Linked DNA regions of Homo sapiens: region 1 is linked to region 2. Evidence: read pairs that join two places in POLR2A ChIA-PET (ENCODE). Cell type or tissue: CD4-positive, alpha-beta T cell. All regions are shown on one strand. Region 1 overlaps SH3BP5 (SH3 domain binding protein 5). Region 2 overlaps SH3BP5 (SH3 domain binding protein 5).

The links. Peaks named below come from ENCODE experiments on the same cell type or tissue, not always from the same donor. Only the 100,000 strongest peaks of a DNase experiment are listed, where the experiment ranks them.
Region 1: POLR2A ChIA-PET joins it to region 2 with 11 read pairs; 20 of 35 experiments call an interaction of 5 or more read pairs at or near these places.

The regions. Positions count from the first base shown.
Region 1 is chr3:15,318,611-15,323,610 of GRCh38, forward strand. The region is part of intron 2 of SH3BP5 (SH3 domain binding protein 5); the gene reads right to left. Among named protein-coding and RNA genes, the nearest start is that of SH3BP5, 11 kb to the right of the region's middle. In CD4-positive, alpha-beta T cell, no CTCF peak of the experiment used is centred here; a DNase peak (open chromatin) is centred at 1,961.
Region 2 is chr3:15,266,863-15,271,862 of GRCh38, forward strand. SH3BP5 (SH3 domain binding protein 5) reads right to left here. Exons shown (of 9, transcript NM_004844.5): 4 at 2,851-3,015. Among named protein-coding and RNA genes, the nearest start is that of SH3BP5-AS1, 15 kb to the left of the region's middle. RefSeq lists enhancers at 1,081-1,620, 1,621-2,159, 2,339-3,538, 2,606-2,655, 2,716-3,015 and a silencer at 1,184-1,293. In CD4-positive, alpha-beta T cell, CTCF peaks have their summits at 1,293 (motif pointing right) and 1,493; DNase peaks (open chromatin) are centred at 1,279 and 2,809; H3K4me3 peaks cover 887 bases; H3K27ac peaks cover 2,059 bases.

The DNA.
Region 1 (5,000 bases), 52 kb after region 2:
GGAGTGCAGTGGCATGACCTTGGCTCACTACAACCTCCACCTCCCAGGTTCAAACGATTCTTGTGCCTCAGCCTCCCAAGTAGCTGGGATTACAGGCATGCACTGCAATACCTGGTTACTACTTTTTCTTTTTTGTATTTTAGTAGAGATAGGGTTTCGCCATGTTAGCCAAGCTGGTCCCAAATTCGTAGCCTCAAGCCATCTGCTGGCCTCGGCCTCCCAAACTACTGGGATTATGGGCGTGAGCCACTGCGCCCAGCCTCCTATGCTTTTTTGACCCGAAGTTTCATAACATTGAAGTGTGGTTTTAACAAGTTCCAAGTGGGGAAGCAGATTTAATTTCTATCAAATAAATGCAATACCGGGACTCTCTTTCCCCAGAGAAGACCCAGCAAAACCAGTGGCAGGGAAAGAAAACAGCACATCTATCTGGAATAGCCCAAGGGGCTTTAGAACCCTACCACCCTGAATTACAAAGCAACAGTCTAATTATTGTAGTACCTCTGGCTCTAGGCTCCACTAATTTTTTCTAATAGGTATTGAAGCCATGCCATAATTTTTTTCTCAGACAAAATTTTTAAGAAATGGGCAAAGTGGCGAAGAATTCCCTATGGCAAGGCCCACAGCATTGCTAAAAACTGTCCATCTTGCCTTTATCGTTGCTGGTTTATTTAAGGTCACTGGGAATACTAACCAAAGTCCTTGCTTTGCTGGCTGGTTAACCATTAAAGCACCTCAAGAAGACACTAAAATGTGGTTGTTTATGAAGTCTCCCCACAGAAAGGAAGGGAGGAAAGGAAGAAAGTATATGTCCTATGGGCCTCAAAATAAGCCACTGTCTCTACATCACCATGAGGGTTGCAGTTTTCAAATATGGCCTACAATTCTTTGGCACTGCCCCAGGATCAAGAAGAATTAGAATGCAGGTGGGCTCATGACTGCTTGGACCAACAGATTATAATAGAAGAGCTGCTCTGAAGGTTTCAAGGCTTAGTCAGAAAAAGCCAGGAAGCTTCCACCTGGTCATCTTAGGACACTCACTCTGGAAGGAGCCAGAAACCAAAAGGAAGCAAAAGTACCACACTAGAAAGGTCACACGTAGGCACTCTGGTTGCAACTCCAGCTGAGCTCCCAGCATAAGCTTTCAGAGCCAGCATCCTCTGTCAGACACAAGAGTAGGCCATCTCTGACGTCCAACCAAGCCCTCAAGGACTACAACCAGGCTGACATCTGACTGCATAAAACTCCTCAAGCAAGGACCGCCCAGCTGAGCCCTCTCAAAACCCTCTCCAAATTCCTGACCCACAAATCATAGGCAAAATAGAACAGTTGTTTTAAGCTATTACGGCTTGGGATAATTTGTTAGGGAGAAACAGTAACCAGAACAATGAAGAAGAAAAACACCCCCTTTCTTCTTCCAATAAAGCCAAAAATCAAGTAAGAGAACATTAAATCTGTGCACTTCAAATCTAGCAAAATGAAGCTGAATCCCTTTGCATGCTGGAAACAAAAGGGTGTGGTGAATGAAGACAACCAAATCCCATTCATCATGCTTTGGTTGGGTTTAATGCCAAACAATAAAAGATTTATATTAAGAGGGCTGGGCTGCAGTTATAATAAACAGCGGATATTCCTCTCATTGTCTCCCTGATAGCAGTTTCTTTCTGTTAGAGCAAACATTAACATCTCTTAGATAATCCAGCAAAACACAGCAAAGGAAAAAAAAATCAGGCAAGAATAGAACAAAATTTTTTCCATCTTCCTTTAAGGAAATGAAAGAGGCTGACTTGCTGAGCTCTCCAAGAGCTGCTTTGCAAATTCTGTGATACTCTTGGTTAAAATGCACTACAAAAAAGCAGTATAGTCTTTAATGTTGGAAACATCTATGTGGCAATCGGCAGACTAAGTAACTCTCAAAGAGAAGGGCTGGGCAAAGTTACCTGGGCTGCCTGCCAAAGGATGAGGTTCAATAGAGGTTTAATTCATCCAGCCAAAACACACACACACACACACACACACACACACACACACCCCACTACGTTAAAGTCCCTACAACAAATGCTGACAAAGAAAAATAACAGCTCAAAATTAAAAGGCTACAGTCCACAGGGACCACATCTCTGTCAACCTGGGGATTTGAAGATTCTCATTAACCACAGGGATAGCAATGAATCCATCAACCCCCATAGCCTGTCTTCTTTTGAGATGACACCTCAGAGTCACAGGGTAGGCACCTTGAATACAGCTGGGGATACAGTCACATGATTTGTAGGAAAGTCGGCGTGTACTGCAATAGCAAGCACTTATGATCCTGCCATGGGTTTCAGCTGAGGGGCCAGAAGAGTTTGTATATTATCTTGTTGATATTTGTAGCTTAAAAGGAAGAAACGCCTAGGATTTTTTAAGGCAATACAGTCCATGTCAATATTAGACAGCTATTTCTATGTTCTAGCCAATGGCCAGAACATGTTTTGGCCACTAATAGCATTTTGCTAATGTGGTTACCATGAATGAAGTTGTGCAAGAACCTATACGTGCCCACATTTATTGATTTAGAAATGATGCTAACAGTCAAATACACAGAGTAACTAAGTTCAAATATCTAAATATTCTTAATATTTGGAATGTTTTCCATTATATCTTGATTTATTGTATTTTCTAAATAAGCATATATATGACGGTTTCTTGGCTGTAGAAGATCCTAAAGTGCCTTTATAGCACTTTTCATCCTTCCATGAATTACAACTAGAGTAGCTTAACAATACACTAATTCATCAAGCAAACCCACAACATCAGGTTTTATCTACAATTAAGGCAGGAACAACCAATCCAAGGTTTTTCCCATCAGCCTTCATAGTTCCTAAAATTCCTTCCAGAGAAATTCATTTATTTGGCTTATAAAGACTTTTTTTTTTTTTTACAACAGACTTCATTCCCCACCCCCATCCCATGAAAATTATAACAGATGGTCATTGTAAATATTTCAGAAAACACCAAGAAATGAAAACTAAAAATCACCAGCATCCTCAGCAGCTAGCAACAACTGGTAACATCTGAGGGTACATTTTTCTAGAGCCAGGCTTCTCAAACAATGTGGTGATGGATCTTCTCCCATCCAATCCACCGTAAATCAATATTTCTGTAGAATAAAAACAAACTAGGAAAGTAAAATGCCACCTGGATGTCACAACATCAAATTGCCAAAAAAAAAAAAAAAATCTAAAGTCTTACTCTCAATTTCTGTATTTACTTCACCATAACTGGTAACAAGCAGTTCACATTCTTTGGCCCACACAAGAATAACTATGTTAGGGCCAGGCACGGTGGCTCATGCCTATAATCCCAGTACTTTGGGAGGCCAAGGCAGGTGGATCATTTGAGGTCGGGAGTTCGAGATCAGCTTGACCTACATAGTGAAACCCCGTCTCTACTAAAATACAAAAATTAGCCAGGCATGGTGGTGGGCTCCTGTAATCCAGCTACTTGGGAGGCTGAGGCAGGAGAATCGCTTGAACCTGGGAGGTGGAGGTTGCAATGAGCCAAGATCATGCCACTGCAGTCCAGCCTGGGCAACACAGTGAGACTCCATCTCAAAAAAAAAAATAATAACTATGTTAGGCCTGTCTTCTCATATGCATATATTCTTTTACTATATATATGGTTCTAGATATGCTCTATATAGTTTTATATATATTTTATGTATAGTTTTTTTTCCCCCACTAAGTAGACCATGGCCATTTGTCCATATCCACACATCATCTTTTTTTAAAGTGAAAGGCCACTCTTAAAATGCTAACGCCCCCAAGCAAGGCAGAATCTTACATGTTCATGAGCCAACATGTGCCTAAGTGGACAGGTTCTGGGGAGGGAAAGGAGAACACAAGGTTGTGTTTTACCAGTGTCACAACTGTCCTCACGGTCAGTCTGTCCAAGAACAGCCTGGGAGGCCGGGTGTGGCGGCTCATGCCTGTAATCCCAACACTTTGGGAAGCCGAGGCAGGAGGACTGCTTGAGCCCAGGAGTTTGAGACCAGCCTGGGCAACAAGGAGAGACCCCATCTCTACAAAAACAAAAATTAGCCAGGCGTGGTGGCGCACTCCTGTAGTCCCAGCTACTTGGGAGACTGAGGTGGGAGGATCACTTGAGCCCAGGAGTTCGAGGCTCCAGGGAGCTATGATTGTGCCACTGCACCCTACCCTGGGCAACAGAGACCAACACTGTCTCAGGAAAAAACAAAAACAAAGCGGGAGGCCGGGCGCAGTAGCTCACGCCTGTAATACTAGCACTTTGGGAGGCTGCAGTAGGCGAATCATTTGAGGTCAGGAGTTGACCAGCCTGACCAACATGGCAAAACCCGGTCTCTACCAAAAACACAAAAATTAGCCGGGTGTGGTGGCACATGCCTGTAATCCCAGCTACTCGGGAGGCTAAGGCACGAAAATCGCTTGAACCTGGGAGGCAGTGGTTGCAGTGGCAGAGATCACATCATTGCACTCCGGTTTTTGAGACCCTGTCTCAAATAAATAAATAAATAAATAAATAAATAAATAAATAAAGCAGGGCTCACTCAGGGAAACTAATTTTCACATTACAGCAGGCAGGCCACAGCGCAACGCCCTGCTGATCCAGTGACTACAAAGTCCATCCCGCTGTAATCCTGGCCTGTATGAGCCCTCCCTCTGACCCCCTTCCCAGTGCCAATCTGACAAAGAAAGGTCATGGCAGGACCTGGGGGAAGAGAACAACAGAGCCACTGCCAGGCCCCATGGCCAGTTTGGCCCCAGTGGACATCTCATTGGAACCTTCTCTGTTTGCAGCGCCCAGCGGGTCTCAGCCCTCCCTGCCAGCCAAGCACACAGGGGGCCCTCTTGTCCACTCAGGCTGGGCAGCTCTCAAAGCACTCTCTCACACAGCATCCCTTACCATCCTCCAGGCTACCCAGGGATGTAGGCAAGAATTGCAGCCCCCAGATTCAAAGACAAAGAGACTGAGGCTTCCAT
Region 2 (5,000 bases):
GAAGTGTGAGGGGCCGCATAGATAATCTTGGGCACGTTACGTGGGAACCCCAGTGTCCCGCTGTGCCTGGAGGGATCGTGTAGTCCAAGCCACTGCCATTTCTTCAAGACAGCCCTGGGCCTTTCTGAGCACGGAATTTTCTTTTATTAGACCCTTAAGTAATACTTTGGAAGAAGAGGGTGAGATGAAGCTCCCTTGTTCTACAGAAACAAGCATCCTAGAGTACCCAGAAGGCAGACAAGGGAGGAGACATTCTCTAGCCCTTTGATCACACAGCTTTCAGCTGGCTGAGCATGCCAGGCCCGTGAGGCTCTAGGAGGGGTCAACATGAGCACCACTGGGGGAAACGCTAAGTCCAGAGAGTTCCCAGTTACTCGACACTGTTTCAAAGCCAACCATGCAAGTGTGTGTCCTGGAGAAAGAATTATGTTCTGCATCATCCATTACATTCGGAGAGCCTGCTCTGCACGCTGAAATTCTGAGTGGCACAGGGACGTGATGGGGGAAAGCTTTGCCACAGGCTTTTGTCTCTTGCTGGTGTCTGTTTTTAACTCATCTGTTCAATGAGGGGCATTTCCAGCCTATGCAACTGTGAAGGGATCTGGGAAGAGGAATATCAGCTCAAAGGTGGAAATCCTGGCATGTGACCCGGAACACCTGCCAATCTGCAGAGGTTGCCCCCAAGCCCAAGAAAACCAAATGGGCCCTTCCCTTCAGTGGCCACAGAGAAGGCACATATCAGCTGGCCCTCCCAGGGCCCTATGAAGCCCTCATGACCTCAGGAGTACAGGGCCATCTTGTATAGCCCCACAGGTCTTGCACTGCACAACTCCAAAAAGCGCTATTCCCAAAGTCTGTGGTATGAACGGTGCCCTGAGTTATACAGTGTGGAGGTCTGGGGATGCCACTCCTTGGGAGGCCACCCACTATCCACTGGGGCCCTGGGACTTAAAAATGAGAGATACACAAAGCAGAAGCATGGTTTGTTTATCTTTAAACAACAGATTAAATGACTTCTGAAATGCTTGCTTATAGGCTGACATGGGTCTCCAGCTGGGGTGGAAGAAGGGCAAAAAGGAAAAGTGGCCCTTCAGCTAATTTCTTGGAAGAAGCTACCTTACATTTTGTCCTTTTCATATCTATCGGGCTTTGGCTTGTGAACTTCCAAGATTTCCAGCCACCCCTTCCATTTTTCTCGAGATGACCCAGAAAAGTTGTTTCTAGCCCACGTCTAGCTCTGTGAGCATCACGCCCACTAGGGGGCAGGAGGCGCAAGGCCACACAAAGCCAAGCTCAGCCGAGAGTCTCAGGCTGCAGGGAGAGGTGCGTAAAGTCAACGCGGATTTGACTCTTGAAGTCATTTGTGTGCCAAGCTTTCTATTTAAGGAAGCACAAGGCCATCTTTAATTATCAGATCCCCCAGGACTTGAGCCACTGTGGCAGGTGACATTTAAAAGGGAAATCCTATTGGCATTAACCTGCTGACTTTTCTAATCCAGTCCCCCAGACGGCTTTCTCAAGGAGTCACCAAGACCTCTTGCAACCCCGTACCCGCGCCGTCCAGGGTCTTATTGGAGCTGCTGAAGCCACAGGTCAGCTCACCCACCCACCCTGCAGCAAACCAGCCCTACACTCGTTTTCCAGGCGCTGGGAATCTAGACAGAGAATGCAGAGGGGCACAATGGACCCAGGCTGGTGTGGGGGGATACCAGGAACATGAGCCTGGGCAGCCCAGGAGCCAAGCCTGGAAGGGGGAAGAGGTATCCAGGAACATTCTGCGTGACTTCTAAGAAACCCGATAGAGTTAGGCAGGGGTAACCAAGTACTGCTGAGCCAAGAACTGTCCCTAGCTGCTATGGTCTGAACATTTGTGTCCTCCCAAAATTCTTATGTTGAAACTGATCCCCAGTGTGAGGGTATCTGGAGATAGGGCCTTTGGGAAGTGATGAGGTAATGAGGGTAGAACCATCATGAATGAGATTAGTGACCTTATAAGCTCATGTACCCCTTCCACCGTGTTAGGACATGGAAAAGATGGTCATCTGTGAACCAAGAAACAGGCCCTCATGAGACACTGAATCTACCAATGTCCTACCTACCAATGCACTTCTCATCCTCCAGAGCTGTGAAAAATAAATTTCTATTGTTTACCAACTACCCTGTTTATGGTATTTTGTTTAGTATTTTGTCTTGGCCTGTACAGACTAAGGCACACCATTTCTGGCTCTGAGTAACGCAGTCAGAGAGGTGGTCATGAGAGCCAGTAAAGAACCCAATATAATGACATAAAACCCAGCAAGCCAAGCTGTGAGTAAGGATCACACACAGTCCGCTTCCTCTGTGCCTGTCAACTCCCTGAATCCCAGCCCAGAAGGCCTGTCGTAAGTACACACCTGATTCTGGTCTAATCCGCCATGACCCCTGCCTTCCTCCGACAGCACATACCCGAAGTGCAGCCCCCATTTAGGGCTGTTCATCAAGGTCTCCCCATCACAGATTCGAAACCCAGCCAGTATTGCTGGGGTTCCATGGGAGCAAACCCTGGAAAACCTCGTCCCTCTGGAAGCCTGAGTCCAGTCAAGACCCCCTGGGGATGACCCAAACCAGACAAACCTCAAGCAACATAAGGGAAGGAGCAGCTCTCGCTGTCACGGAGAGACACTGTGACTCATTCTGGAGCACTGGCTTCGTACCAAGCGCAGCCAAGAGATCATACGGAGATGACAACCTGTGATTTTCAGGGTGTTTTCAGGCAACATGCCTGGGAGTCGAGTCTGTTACCTCCGCTCAGGGGAAGCCAGCGCGCATGCACGCGCACACCCCCACAGCACACCCGGCCATGACTCATACCCTCTGAGTGGCGTGATTCAGCATCTCCTGCCAGGCGGAGTCGAACTGCCGCTTGTCATCCTCCAGCAGCCGCTGCTCGGCCAGGGAGATGGTCTCCTTGGCGGCACGGAGCACCTCTGTGGCCCTCTGGAAGTCCTGCGTGGCTTTCTGAGCTTCCAGCTGAGCCTGTGTGAGAAAGAATCCTCATGAGGCCTCAGAAAATGGCAGGGGCTCCCCATGGTCCATTTTACCTTTCAAAAAATAAGCATCCCAAGGACCAGGACAAGCTCATCTCTGCCTCTTCACTCCTGGCACCCACAGGTCCTCATAGATGCCAGACAGGGCAATGGACCCCTGATGGGGGAGTGAGCAACAAATCAGTGAGCGAACAATTTCCACAGTTCTGGGCCCAATGGATGAGATAAACACATCAGCCCTTGGCCAGAACCTGACATGGCAAACCAGCCCATCGTGGGACAGGTACAGCCAACCCCACAGCCTTTCTCAGAAGCTCTGCCTCACTCGAGGCCTGTCACCTTCCCTGCCCAGATCTGTGGCTCAATTCATGGCAAGTCAGAACCAGGAAGGCCCCCAGAGATCATGGTCCAAAGACTTCACTCTATAGAAGGGGGACCTTAGCTGAGAGGACACAGCCTTTCCTGAGATCACACAGCTGACTAGATGCAGAGCTGTGCCAGACTCCAGCCAGTATGAGTTCCAGCCCAGCACTGTCACTCTGCCAGACAGTCTCCCACTCAACTCACACCCACTGACACCAGCGACAGGCCAAGTATGGCACCAGGCAGGCAAAGAGAAGGACCTAATTAATTAACACAACACGGTCCCTGCTTTCAAGGAGCATCAGGTGGGAGAACCAATACCAACTGTAGCTGACCACCACGTCTAGAGCTGCCCCCACTACATGTGTCTACTGATTGTTCAAAATGTGATTAATCCCAGCCAGGTGCAGTGGCTCACACCTGTAATCCCAGCACTATGGGAGGCAGGCGGATCACTTGAGGTCAGGAATTAAAGACCAGCCTGGTCAACATGGTGAAACCCCATCTCTACTAAAAACACAAAAATTAGCCAGGCATGGTGGTGGGCACCTATAATCCCAGCTACTTGGGAGGCTGAGGCAGAAGAATCACTTGAACTCAAGAGGCAGAGGCTGCAGTGAGCCGAGATTGCACCACTGCACTCCAGCCTGGGTGACAGAGTGAGACTCCATCTCAAAAAAAAAAAAAAAAAGTGATTAATCCCAATTGAATGTAAGACATCCCTAATCTTAAAGACTTAGTACAAAAAAAAAAGAATGTTAAATATCTCAATAATTTTTATTATATGATGAAATAATATTTTGGATATATTAAATTAAATTAAATATATTATTAAAATTAATTTCAGCTGGGTGCAATGGATCCCACCTCTATTCCAGCACTTTGGGGGGCCAAGGCAGGAGGACCACTTGAGGCCAGGTATTCAAGACCAGCCTGGGAAACATAGCAAGACCCTACTTCTGGAAAAAATTAAAAAATTATCCGAGCATGGTGGCACATGGCTGTATTCCCCACTCCTTGGGAGCTTGAGGCAGGAGACCGCTTGAGGTTACAGTGAAATACAATTATGCCGCTGCACTCCAACCTGGGTAACACAATGAGCCCCTGCTTCTTAAATAAATAAAATTTAAAGATTAAATTCACAGAGGCTGGGCACGGTGGCTCAAACCTGTAATCCCAGCACTTTGGGAGGCTGAGGCAGGTGGATCACAAGGTCAGGAGTTTGAGACCAGTCTGGCCAACATGGCGAAACCCTATCTCTACTAAAAATACAAAAATTAGCCGGGTGTGGTGGCATACGCCTGTAGTCCCAGCTACTCGGAAGGTTGAGGCAGAAGAATCGTTTGAACCTGGGAGGTGGAGGTTGCAGTGAGCCGAGATCACGCCATTGCACTCCAGCCTGGATGACAAGAGCGAAATTCTGTCTCAAAAAAAAAAAAAATTAATTTCACCATTTCATCTCTCCCCATCTTTCCTTTTTTACTGTGACCACAGGGAAACTTACAATTATACAGGCGATTCCAATTCTATTTCTTGTGGACAGTAGATACCTTTACCCCAAGATGGGCCATGTGATGGCAGCTGTGTGACTGCATGAGAAATCAGCACTGA